Regions from separate parts of the Homo sapiens genome. Here region 2 is linked to region 1. Evidence: read pairs that join two places in POLR2A ChIA-PET (ENCODE). Cell type or tissue: A673. All regions are shown on one strand. Each heading gives the region's core, and the rest is flanking DNA. Links, peaks and the distances in the headings are about the cores only.

What was found. ChIA-PET counts read pairs that join two places held together with the same protein. Peaks named below come from ENCODE experiments on the same cell type or tissue, not always from the same donor. Only the 100,000 strongest peaks of a DNase experiment are listed, where the experiment ranks them.
Region 2: POLR2A ChIA-PET joins it to region 1 with 10 read pairs; 4 of 35 experiments call an interaction of 5 or more read pairs at or near these places.

Annotation. Positions count from the first base shown.
Region 1 is chr22:38,711,512-38,718,373 of GRCh38, reverse strand. It overlaps GTPBP1 (GTP binding protein 1), which reads right to left. Exons shown (of 12, transcript NM_004286.5): 3 at 2,287-2,467; 4 at 1,374-1,722. Among named protein-coding and RNA genes, the nearest start is that of GTPBP1, 9.0 kb to the right of the region's middle. In A673, for the core only: no CTCF peak of the experiment used is centred there; no DNase peak of the experiment used is centred there; H3K27ac peaks cover 2,569 bases.
Region 2 is chr22:39,000,599-39,007,460 of GRCh38, reverse strand. No RefSeq gene overlaps it. Among named protein-coding and RNA genes, the nearest start is that of APOBEC3B-AS1, 5.8 kb to the right of the region's middle. In A673, for the core only: a CTCF peak has its summit at 4,159 (motif pointing right); a DNase peak (open chromatin) is centred at 4,190.

The sequences.
Region 1 (6,862 bases), core at 1,116-6,115:
GATAATATATATGTAACATTTTGTCCAGGGTGAAGATATTTCCATTAATTGGTCTTACTCACTGTAGCTCAGCTGGAAAAATGCTTATTCTCAACCAGTTTCTATACCCTTCTTAATATCAACCCAACAACTCCCCTAAATACGCCCTCTGGATCTTCCACTAAGATCCCTTCCTGGCAAGCAGCTTTCCTCAGCCCAGTCAAGAAGCTGGTCATGGCCCTTTGCAACATTGAAGGAAATGGGAAATGAAGGCATGCTGAGGTCCCAAAAGCCTCAGGCAGAGAGCCTACGAGTGTTCACACGGCTCTGCCTCTCTTTACTGCTCTCCAGTTTAGGGAGAATTTGCTTGAGAACCTGTGTTTGTGCAGCAACTTGATCAAGTTTGCTATGAACAGATGCTTATGTTTACTACATTTATTAATACAGGCAGCTGAAGGAATCGAGAAATGGGGAAGGGTTTTGGGAAGGCCTTGCCGAGGGAACACTCGAGGCATGTGTGTCTCTGACTCTGTCCCTTCCCGCCCTCCCTCTTCCTTACTCCTGCTGTGAAAGCTGTGGAGATGTGCACAAGGTTACAGGCCTTGCCGCTCCCCTCAGCACTCCCACTGTCTGTCCAGGGAGGAAGATCAGTGGGTCACAAAGGCAAGCTTAGCAATGAGATCCAACACAGAGCCCTCTGCTCCCTTTCTTTCTCAGTTAATCTATTAGATGAGCTGCTTAAACACTTTTTGGTTGTTTTTAATGTTCCGAGCAGGAATAGCTGCTTAAAAATTTAATCACGCTCGACCCTAAGCTTTTTGGGAGCCTCTGGACAGCCCTGTTCATTGCTGTATCATCAGACCTCACATAGTACCAGACACACAGGAGCCTCTCAACAAGGGCTGTGCACTGGCCGATCCTCCTCCCAGGCTCCAGGAGGCCACCTCTCAGGGCCTCTCGACTGTGGCCTGTGCCTCCTATGGCTGTCTTCTCCGTTTCTTCCCCAGGCCTGCCCCTCTGAAGGTACTACCTACCTGGTGTCACCTCCTCAAAGTAGCCCAATCCTCTGCAGAAAACATTTCTGAAGGTAACAAGTAAGGCCCAGGAGAAACCCTCCTCTATGCCTCTGCAAAAAATAAGACAGGTCTTCAAGGGTACCTGGTTTTTACCAAGAGGATACCTTCCCTAGTCTAATGTAAGGGAGAGATCAAGGTTCAAGCCTTGAGAAGACCATTACTCAGAGGACTGGGCACCCCTGCAAAACTCGCCAGCCTCACCCGATGTCAAAGCCCCAAACCAACAGGCCTCAGTCTCAGAACAGTTTCAGACTTGCACATAACCAGACCCAAGCAGCCCTGCTGACGCCTCCCCTCCTTGGGGCGCCTCCCACTCACCATGAGCATGCAGAAGTCAGGCAGATGGCCTGTCATGCCGAAGACAGTGGTTTTCAGGTACTTCTCATGACCAGCCAAGTCGATGAAGGTAATGACTTTCGTGGACTTCTCACAGATCTTGGTCCACTCCAGGCTGCCGCCGTGGCTGTCAGGCTTGTTCACTACATTGCCTTCACTGTCAAAGCCCAGAATGTCGTTGCCCACACTGCTGGTGCGACCAGATTCAATTTCATGTTTGTGGCGGAAGAGTTTCTGGCGGGCAAAGCCTCGGCCATTGTCCAGCTCCCCATGTGTCAGGACCCCCAGAAGCGTGCTTTTGCCAGCATCCACGTTGCCCACCACTGCTACCCTGCGTGTAGATGAACCCATACATCTATGTGAGAGTTAGTGAATGAGTGAGGTGGAGCGACCATCATAACCCCAGTAATTGGATCCGCAAGTCCAGGCTTGCCCCGATCCCCTCCGGCTCACAGCTCCTCCTTGAGCCGGAGGAGCACAGTGGGAAGGTTCCTAGAGCTGCTGCTGTAGAGTCATCAGAAGGGCCCAGACTCCCACAGCGGCTATCTCCCTTAACTCCCACTAGCTTCTGGGTGCTGCCAGGAAGAGCCGCAAGGCTACCAGAGGCACAAAAGGCTCTTCTCCATGACCCTGGTTTCCAGGCTCACAGGCTGAAGGGAAAAGAAACACACCCACAGAGAATGGCCACAGAATGCACGGCTGGCCTCTCTCGTGCTCTTCCCAAAGTGACAGGGAAGTGCAGAATTAGAGCAAGGAGCCCACGTCTCCAGACACCTGGACACTCTTTCCCCGCCTCAGGAGGGGAAAGGATGGAGCTGACACGCCAAGTGCCACAGGCTCAGTCACCAACCTCTGTGAAGAATGGGGACCCCAAAATGTCCCGCGGCCTCCTCACCTGACCTCCAGGAAGTCATTGTCTCCTACTCGTTTCCGGACCAGGTAATCACGCACGCGGCCCCCAGCTTCTTGCCGTTCCCGCAGAAGGATGACATCGGCCTCTATCTGTTCCGCCATGCTCTTCACTGTGGCGTAGGAGGCCTCCATGTCAGCTTCACTCAGCCCATACTCAGTCCCATCTGGTGACAAGAGCCCAGACATCAGCAGGAGAGGGAGTCCTGACCAACCAGCCTGCCAACCAGCCAGCCAGGAACCCCACCTAACAAAGGCCACCACCCCCCGACCCCAGCACTGCAGAGGAACAGGGGTCCTCTCTACCTGAGAGAAAACCTGGGCACACACCAAGTTAAAACATGACAGTGCCACAGACCTCTCCATCAAGCAGAGCATTCGCTACTTCATTCAACAACAGCCACCGAGGCTCTCCCAGGTTTTATGCCAAGCCTCATGCTGGGTACTAGGACTACAGGTGCCCCTAGTGAGCTCACAGCCCAGTGGGGGAGGCAGACAGGAAATTAATTAATTGCAATACAGCTCAAGTGCTGCACTCTAGGACTGTGTGAAGAGAACATAAAGCACTGCCTGGGGAAGCCGAGGACAGTTCTGCAAAGGGCTGATGCCAAGCTAGGTCAACAAGTGCTGGGCCTGCAGAAGGAGGAAGGACATCCTAGCCAGAGGAACAAAGCGTGGCGTGGCAGATCATGGCAAGTTCAGGGACCAGGAAGCAGCTCAGTGTGTTGAGGAGCAGCATGGGTGACATGGAGTGTCGGGAGACTACATGAGAGGTGGAAGCAGCACAACAGACGGACAGCAGCGACACACCTTCTGCACCAGGCATTGAGACACCCGTAGGCTGAGGCAGGGGAGTAACATGATCAGATGGCTGTGGGTTAGAAAGATCTCCTGAGTAGCAGTGCCAAGTGTGCACCAGCAAGTGAGAGACCAGTAAGGGGGGAGTCCAGTTAGGAAGTAATTCTAATAATGCAGGCAAGAGATAATGACGACAGAAAGATGGAGGAAAATGGGGGAGGAACTCAGAAACATTTTAGAGATAAGATTTTTAACTGAGGTGGCTCAGGTGACATGTCCAGCAAGCAGCTGGAGAAATGAGTTTGAGCTCAGGACAAGGAAGGGAATCAGACAGAAGGCAGGACCAACCGACCAAACAGTTACTGAGCTCCTACTATATGACAACCCGTCAGCTGCTTTCCATGAGGTGCTGGATTTAATTTCCACAATCACTCCCTCAGCCTTTCCCAGCTGTCCTGTCTCTGAGAGCACCCCTGCTCCTTCCCTGGCTGGCTAACCCCTTCAGCATGTGTGACTCTCTTCCCCCGCACCAAATATTCTCCTTGTCTCTTCTTCTCTTCCTCCCACTCCAAACAAGCTCCTAAACTAAGGAAAGGAAAACCACCCCCCTTCCCTTGCCCCTGCTTATCTGCAAAGCTACCATCTCCTGTTTTTCCTTTCACCATCAAACATCTCGAGAGTCATCAACGCGTGTTGACTGTACTATCCCACCATCTACTCAATGGGAATCTGCCCACTACAGAAGAAACCGCAGTTGTCACATGCCACCAGTGGCCTTTTTTTTTTTTTTTTTTTTTGAGATGGAGTCTCACTCTGTCACCCAGGCTGGAGTGCAGTGGCACAATCCTTGCTCACAGCAACCTCTGCCTCCCAGGTTCAAGCGATTCTCCTGCCTCAGCCTCCCAGGTAGCTGGGATTACAGGCGCCCGCCATCATGCCTGGCTAAGTTTTGTATTTTCAGTAGAGACGGGGTTTCACCATGCTGGCCAGGCTGGTCTCGAACTCCTGACCTCAAGTGATCTGCCCGCCTTGGCCTCCCACCAAAGTGCTGGGATTACAGGCGTCAGCCATCATGCCTGGCCCACCAGTGGCCTTCTAAACTCTCTAATGCCCTCTTCTTGACTCCTACAGCATTCGATACTGCTGGCCACTCAGCCTTTCCCTCTTGAAGCACTTCCCTCCCACCCTGCTCACGCATCACCTGACCTCTCCTGATGTGCCTCCCCACCCCGTCCCCCGCTCTTGTCTCCTGAATGCCAGTTTTTTCCAGTAGTCTGTCAGTGGCCCTGTTCTGTTTCCTCCAAACTTTCCCCTTGGCCATCTTGTTCTATGGCTTTGGCTGTCATTTTGAAAACTATAAAAACACTCATTTCTAACACCATCCTATGCCCAGAACTCCAGACTGAATTTCCAATTGCCTGGATAACTCCTAGAAGTCTGATATCCAAACTCAACACCCAACCCAACCCTCTTTTAAACAACAGCACAGACACTAACAATGTTAATAAAGCATTTTATTTCTCACTGTAATCTTATGAGGTAGGCATTACTGTTCCCTTTTAACAGTGGGGTAAAAAGAACCTAGGGAGATCTCAGAGCTTGGGGGAGGCCATGAGTTCAGGTCTTCAGATTCCAAAACCAGAGCCTTTTCCTCTTACTGCCTGACCAGTTCCTTCTTTATTTCTGACAATGACAATACCATCTCTCTAGCCACCAGTCTCCTCAGTCCAGTCCTGATGATTCTAGCATTTTACCTTGCCTCCTTCCCTGATGTCTGCCCTTTTTGCCAATCCGCAGCCACCAGCCTGATTCAGGCTGTTATTCTACCTGAACCACCACAACAGACTCTTAACTTTTGTCTTTACAAATTCAGTCTCTATTCCCTCCAACCAACCCCTTAAGGTCCTAAATAAAGCACAACTCTGACGCCGTCACTTCAAGTCAAAGCTTATGAATGGCTCCCCAGGCCCAACTGCTTAACAGCCTCCCCATTTGTGCCGTACTCCCTCCTCACTTTCTTCTTGTAAGCTCTGTCATGGTGCAAGTGGCCCCATCACACACACAGCACTCCCCTTCCTTGTGCTGGGGTTCTCTGCAGGGTCCTAGCTCTACACCTTTGCTCATGGATTTCCTATCCTGAAAGCCCAACAGCGCACCTCCTCCTAGCAAAATCCTACTCATTCTGCCCACAAATGTCTGTGTCTCCCTTACATTTGCAATGTACTGCCTTGTGCAACAGTGTTTTGGATACACATCCTCCCCTCCCCGCACAATACATAAGCATCTTGAAAACAAGGAACATACCGCAACAATTTCCTGATGCCCCACAACCAGTGCCTTTCCTCAAATGTTTGTAAAATGTAAAACAAATGAACAAAGAGGGAGCGGTTGGGCTGAGGAGTTTCTAAATGCACGGCAAAGTGAGCTGTGAAAGCCTTCAGGGTTAGAGAAGGGTTTGCTGGGAGTGTTCCTAAGAAGGCTGGCTAAATTCTATTCAACCTCCCCTGCTCCTGTTCTTTCAGGTCCTGTTCCACACCAAGGGCTATCACCAACGTCACCTTGTCCATCAGGGCTCTCGGTCAGTCACATTACCCGTCTCCAGCATGCATCACATTCCTCACTCTGTGGAAGCCGAGACAAAGGTGGAGGAGAAAAGCTGCAGAGGTCCAATTACTAAAGGCCACATACTCAGCCATGCCAGACGCTAATCAGATTTCCATCCTGCCGGCTCATTCACTTTTCTTATATGTATTCTCCTCTTCTACAGGCTGCAAAGACTCCCTAGACTCTCAGAATAAAAGTCTAACCTCTTTGGCATGGCATTTAAGGACCCTCAGAATCTGAGCCCTGCCTTCCTCTGCCCAGCCTCTCCTCCTACCACTCAGGACCTCATACTCTCCACTCATCCTACTGGATTACTTTTGGTCCACTATATATTCCTGTCTCCAATGCCTCCATGCCTCTGTGAGAATGGTTTCCTCTGCCCATTCACTATTCCCTCCATTTACCTGGAAAATTCCTACTCATCCTTTAGAATCAATTAAAGGGCAGCTCCTCTTCACAGCCTTTCCTGACTCTTCCACAAAGACTTAGTACTCCTTGGCCGGGCACGGTGGCTCACATCTGTAATCCCAGCACTTTGAGGCTCAGGGGGATCACCTGAGGTCAGGAGTTCAAGACCAGCCTAGACAACATGGTGAAACCCCGTCTCTAATAAAAATACAAAAATTAGCCAGGCGTGGTGGCAGGTACCTGTAGTCCCAGCTACGCGGGAGGCTGAGGCAGAAGAACTGCTTGAACCCAGGAGGCAGAGGTTGCAGTGAGCCGAGATCATACCACTGCACTCCAGCCTGGATGACAGACAGAAACTCTGTCTCAAAAATAATAATAATAATTTTAAAATACTTAATACTCCTCCTATGTCCCCTGAACTTTTTTTTTTAATTGTTTTTCTTTAGAGATAGAGTCTCACTCTCGCCATCTCAGCTCACTGCAACCTCCACCTCCGGGGTTCAGGTGATTCTCATGCCTCAGCCTCCTGAGTAGTTGGGATTACAGCAGTGCACCACCACGCCCAACTAATTTTTTGCATTTTTAGTAGAGATGGGGTTTCACTATGTTAGCCAGGCTGGTCTCGAACTCCTGGCCTCAAGTGATTGGCCCACCTTGGCCTCCCAAAGTGCTGGGATTATAGGCATGAGTCTTCTTTTTCAAAGAAATCTCATGATAAATCAACTACAACCTGGGACCCTTAAAAAAATTAT
Region 2 (6,862 bases), core at 1,316-6,315, 290 kb before region 1:
GATAGCTTCTAAGCTACCTTTGCATCTTCTAAGGCGCTATTTTGTTTTATTTCATTTCATTTCACTTATTTTATTTTTTATTTTATTTTATATTTTATTTTATTTTATTTTATTTTATTTATTTTATTTATCTTAGAGATGGAGTCTTGCTCTGTTGCCTAGGCTGGAGTGCATTGGCACGATCTCGGCTCAGTGCAACCTCTGCCTCCCGGATTCTAGCGATTCTCCTGCCTCAGCCTCCTGAGTAGCTGGGATTACAGGTGTTCACCTTCACACCTGGCCAATTTTTATATTTTTAGTAGAGATGGAGTTTCACCATGTTGGCCAGGCTGGTCATTAACTCCTGACCTCAAGTAATCCACCTGCCTTAGCCTCCCAAAATGCTGGGATTACAGGCAAAATGCTGGGATTAGTGCCTGGTCCTAAGATGCTATTTTAATAGCATATGCTTTCTGTTTTTTATGATTGAGATGGTCATGTGGTTTTTCTCCTTTAATCTATTGATATAGTTGCAATATCATTCTGTTTGACAAGTAGTAGTGGCTTGTGATTTGGATTGACTATCAAAAGAGACGTGATAGGCTTCACCCAGTATGCATTTCCTTGGCTTTAAGAAAAGATACAGGACAGGTGGGACAACGTGTGTAACAGCACAGAGCGGAAGTCTCAGGACTCCCACGTGTAGCTTCTGAGGCCCCTTGTCACTCACGCACACGGACACTTGGTCCTGAGGCTGAGGGAGTGTGGACCTGCCCAGCTCCGGGAAGCCATCAGCTCTGGGGCCTGCAGATTAAATACCTTTCTGTTTTTTTTTTTTTTCTTGAGACTGAGTCTCGCTCCATCACCCAGGCTGCAGTTCAGTGGCACGATCTCAGCTCACTGCAACCTCTGCCTCCTGGGTTCAAGTGATTCTCCTGCCTCAACCTCCTGAGTAGCTGGGATTACAGGTGCGTGCCAACACACCTGGCTAATTTTTGTTTTTTGTTTTTGTTTTTGTTTTTTGAGATGGAGTCTCGCCCTGTCACCCAGGCTGGAGTGCAATGGTGTGATCTCGGCTCACTGCAACCTCCACCTCCCAGGTTTAACAGATTCTCCTGCCCCAGCCTCCCTAGTAGCTGGGATTACAGGCACATGCCACCACACCCAGCTAATTTTTTGTATCTTTAGTTGACATGAGGTTTCACCATGTTGGCCAGGCTGGTCTCGAACTCCTGACTTCAGGTGATCTGCCGACCTCGGCCTCCCAAAGTGCTGGGATTACAGGCATGAGACACCGCGCTCGGCCAATTTTTGTATCTTTAGTAGAGAGGAGTGTTTCACCATGTTGGCCAGGCTGGTCTTGAACTCCTGACCTCAGGTGATATGCCTGCCTCAGCCTCCCAAAGTGCTGGGATTACAGGCATGAGCCACCGCACCCGGCCAGATTTAATGCCTTTTTAGTCAGGGACTCTTCAGTTCCTGGGCTGCTGTGTCTCATTGACTGAAATTACTCATGAATTATAGTTTTTAAAAAATTGTTTTCTATTTTTGCCCAGTTGTAGCATCAGGGTTGTGATAAACCTCGGTCATGATTTGGGAAGCTTCCCATCATTTTCTTTTCTCTGGAATAGTCTCTGTAATGTGGAATGATCTGTTCATTGACAATTTGGTAGAAATTGCCAGTAAAACCATCAAGGCCTGAGGTTAGGTGAGGATTGGTTACCTTTTCAGTGTCCTCATTGATGATCGACCTAACTGAGTGATTTTTCTCCATTTTGTGTCAGTTTTGGTGATTCTTACTTTTATGGAATATTTATGTAAGTGTGCTAGAAGGCCAAGCACGACTTTTCCATCTGCCCTGGAATTGGTGGCCGGGAGTTAAAACCATGGTCAAAGAGAGATTATGTACCTAACATCCTACAGAAAGCTTCAGATGGGTGAGGGTCAGACAGATACACCACAGAAAGACTCACGACAAGGTCTTGTGAAGAGGCATTCAGCTTTGGCCGGGAGACCCCAGCAACAGGCAACAAGCAACGGCTGGGAATTAAGAGGGCTTGGGAAACTGAGTGTGTAGAAAAACACACAAACTCAAGCCGTGTTTTTCCTCTGCTCTCGCACCAACACAACAACAGTCAACACAGAAGACTTCTGTGACCAAATGTGGGGGATTTCTTCCCACCAACAAACAAGCAATCCATTCTTCAGCAGGCACCAGCCAGGTGTCCTCTCAGTCACATCCAACATTGCCTTGAGATGGTGTCAGATCTCACAGGTTGAGGGCCCAGTCCCCAAAACTGCCCCTGCTTTAGACACCAGTAGAAAGCTCAGACATCTGGAGTGTCTGACCAACAGGCTTCAAGTTGAGGTTCCCATGACCCATTCTTTGGGTTCAGTTAATTTGCTAGAGCACTACTCTGGAGGCTGAGGCAGGAGAATTGCTTGAATCCAGGAGGCGGAGGTTGCAGTGAGCCGAGATCGTGCCACTGCACTTCAGCCTGGGCAACAGAGCGAGACTCCGCCTCAAAAAAAAGAAAAAAAGATCATTGAGTTCTAAGTGTGCCTAATTCACACTATGATTTTGTCTTTAACGCGTGAATGATTTAGGAGCGATAACGTGCTACCCTAGCAAGAACGGGAATCGAGCTCAAATACGGACACCACCGTGTCTAGCAGCACAGCCTACCCTGAACTCATTGGAAATCGATATCCATTTGTCCCTTAAAATATTTTAAGTAATTTTGGAGAGATGTAGGAGAATAATGCTTTTTTCTTTTTTTTTTTTTTTGAGACAGAGTTTCATTGTTGTCACCCAGGCTGGAGTGCAATGGCACGATCTCGGCTCACTGCAACCTCCCACTCCTGGGCTCAAGCGATTCTCCTGTCTCAGCCTCCCGAGTAGCTGGGATTAGAGGCAGCTGCCACCACGCCCGGCTAATCTTTGTATTTTTAGTAGAGACGGAGATTCACCATGTTGGCCAGGCTGGTCTCCAACTCCTGACCTCAAGTGATATGCCCATCTTGGCCTCCCAGAGTGCTGGGATTACAGGTGTGAGCCACCGAACCCAGCAGAGAATAATGCTTTTTAAACATTTTTTTAATTTTTAAATTTTTAATTAATTAAATTTAATTTTTTAATTTTTTAGAGACAGGATCTTATTCTGTTGCCCAGGCTGGAGTGCAGTGATGGCTCACTGCAACCTCAAACTCCCCAGCTCAAGTAATCCTCCCAGCTTTGCCTCTTTTTTTTTTTTTTTGAGATGGAGTCTCGCTCTGTTGCCCAGGCTGGAGTGCAGTGGCACAATCTCAGCTCACTGCAAGCTCCCCTTCCCGGGTTCACGCCATTCTCCTGCCTCAGCCTCCCAAGTAGCTGGGACTACAGGCGCCCACCGCCACGCCCGGCCAAATTTGTATTCTTTTTTTTTTTTTTTAGTAGAGATGGGGTTTCACTGTGTTAGCCAGGATGGTCTCGATCTCCTGACCTTGTGATCCGCCTGCCTCAGCCTCCCAAAGTGCTGGGATTACAGGCGTGAGCCACTGCACCCGGCCCCAACTTTGCCTCTTAAAATGCTTGAATTACAGGCATGAGCCACTGTACCCTGCCACGGTAATGCTTTTTAGGGGTGTATTAGTTGGGGTTCAGCCAATAAACAGAACCACTAAGATGTATATATTTTGTTTACGAATTTTAAAAAATCTGAATCTGACCTTATCCAGTTGCAGGGGCTGGTTAAGCAACCCCCATAAAATGTTGTCTTCACTGCCTGTGATGTTGGAGCTTGAAGTCTGCGGCGGGGTGGTTCAAGGGGCCATCAGAAAGGGATGAGGGATGCTAGGTGTGGGAGAGCAAGAGCCAGCTGGAACCCACAGGTCTGAGCTGTGGAGCGTACGAGGAGAGACAGAACCCATGTCATCGTTCTTGCCTCTGACTTTAATTGTGTCCTACTGGGGACCTTCCTCAAGGAGCTAAAGACACACACTTGGCTCAGGATCAGAGACACTCAGGGACCATCTAGGACTGCTCCTGGCAGCTGCAGGCCCAGGTGCTGCTTCACGCCAAGGAGATGTGAGCATGCCAGAAAAGGGCTGCTGCCTCACTTCCTCCCAGCAGACTTGCCAGGGCGGTCTCTGTGGCTAGCCCTGAAATCTGACCGCTGGGAAGGGAGGGCATCCTGACTTAGTGCACACATTACAGAGCTTCCGCAAGGGGGCAGAAGAGCTGACCCCAAACCCTGAGAATTTGATTAGGATTGCATCAAATCTGTAAACTTTTTTTTTTTTTTTTGAGATGGAGTCTTGCTCTGTCACCCAGGCTGAAGTGCAGTGGCTGGATCTCTGCTCACTGCAACCTCAGGTTTAAGCAATTCTACTGCTTCAGCCTCCTGAGTAGCTAGGATTACAGGTGCACGCTACCACGCCTGGCTAATTTTTTGTATTTTTAGTAGAGACCGGGTTTCACCATGTTGGCCAGGTTGGTCTCAAACTCTTGATCTCAAGTGATCTGTCCACCTCAGCCTCCCAAAGTGCTGAGATTACAGGCATGCACAACCGCACCTGGCCGATTTAACCTCTTAATATTAAGTCTTTCAATCCCAAAACATGGTATATCTCACCATTGATTTAGGTGTTTTTAAAAACTTTCTCTTAGTTCTTAGTAGAGTTTTGTAGTTTTCTGTGTATGGGTCTTATACAACTTTTGCAAGATGATTTTTTTTCTTTTTCTTTTTTTTTTTTTTTTTTGAGATACAGTCTTGCCCTGTCACACAGGCTGGAGTGCAGTGGCTCAATCACAGCTCACTGCAATCTTGACCTCCCCAGGTTCAGGTGATCCTCTTGTCTCAGCCTCCCAAGTAGTTGGGACTGCAGGTGCACGCCTCCACATCCAGATAATTTTTGTATTTTTTGTAGAGACAGGGTTTTACTATGTTGCCCAGGCTGGTCTTCAACTCTTAGGCTTAAGCGATCCACCTACCTCAGCCTCCCAAAGTGCTGGGATTACATATGTGAGCCACTGCACCTTGCCTGCAAGATGATTTTTTTTTTTTTTTTGAGATGGAATCTCACTGTCGCCCAGGCTGGAGTGCAGTGGCGCAATCTCAGCTCACTGCAACCTCCACCTCCCGGGTTCAAGCAACTCTCCTGCCTCAGCCTCCCAAGTAGCTGGGACTACAGGCACACCCCACCACGCCTGGCTAATTTCCATATTTTTAGTAGAGACAGGGTTCCACTATATTGGTCTGGCTGGTCTCAAACTCCTGACCTTAGGTGATCCACCCGCCTCGCCCTCCCAAAGTGCGGGATTACAGGCATCAGCCACTGTGCCCGACCATCAAGATGATTTTTAACACTCTGTTTTCAGGGACAGATTTCTGGTGATAGATAACAAACCAATATTCTAAATGGCTCACTATGGGCCAGGTGCTCTTTATAATATATGTAGCTATAATATGAATATGAACAAACTCGTTTAAGCCTCACAACCCACAATGAAGAAGTTGTATTATCATCTCCATTTCATATGACAGACTGAAGCACAGAGGTGCTAAGTAACTTGCTAAATGCCACAATCCAGTAAGTGGCAGAAGCAGGATGAAACCCAGGCAGCCGGCTGCAGAGTTGCCACTCACACTGCTCCCCTTGTGCTGCTTGGTAACAGTGACAAGCGTTCCTACCAGTATCCAATAGCACATAAAATCAGGACTGATGCTCTGTCAATATCAGACTTGACTCTTTTCTTTTTTTTTTTTTGAGACGGAGCCTCGCCCTGTTGCCCAGGCTGGAGTGCAGTGGCACGATCTCGGCTCACTGCAACCTCCGCCCCCCAGGATCAAGCAATTCTCATGCCTCAGCCACCCGAGTAGCTGGGATTACAGGCGCACGCCACCGCGTCTGGCTAATTTTTGTATTTTTAGTAGAGACGGGGTTTCACCACGTTGGCCAGGCTGCTCTCTGCTCTCTGCTAACTCCTGACCTCAGGTGATCTGCCCACCTCGGCCTCCCAAAGTGCTGGGGTTACAGGCATGAGCCACCATGCCCGGCCAGACTTTACTCTTACGTTCAGATTCATTGAACTCGTTCTATAAAAGCAAGATCTCCCCCCTCAGTTGCTGCAGGGGAGAGGGGACATCTTCATCTTTATCTTATAGTATTTCGTATATACAAAGATGTGCACAATTTTTAGAATGAGGCTATGGAACTTTGTTCATTAGCAGGAAAGCCCAATAGCAGGCTAGTAGAGCTACGTGTTACGGGATGAAAGGGAGTAAGAGTGGATAGAAATTTCCTTAAAAACACTTTGTGGCCGGGCGCGGTGGCTCATGCCTGTAATCCCAGCACTTTGGGAGGCCGAGGCGGGTGGATCACGAGATCAGGAGATCGAGATCATCCTGGCTAACACAGTGAAACCCCGTCTCTACTAAAAATACAAAAAATTAGCCAGGTGTGGTGGCGGGCGCCTGTAGTCTCAGCTACTTGGGAGGCTGAGGCAGGAGAATGGTGTGAACCAAGGAGGCGGAGCTTGCAGTAAGCCGAGATCGTGCCACTACACTCCAGCCTGGGCGACACAGCAAGACTTTGTCTTGGGAAAAAAAAAAAAAAAAAAAAAAAAAACAGTTTAAAACAGACCAGGCGTGGTGGCTCATGCCTGTAATCCCAACACTTGGGGAGGCCAAGGCAGGCAGATCATGAGGTTGGGAGTTCGACAGCAGCCTGGCCAACATGGTGAAACCCCACCTCTACTAAAAATACAAAAATTAGCCAGGCGTAGTGGTGGTTGCCTGTAGTCCCAGCTACTCGGGAGGCTGAGGCAGGGGAATTGCTTGAACCTGGGAGGTGGAGCTTACAGTGAGCCGAGATCACGCCACTGCACTCGACCCTGGGTGAC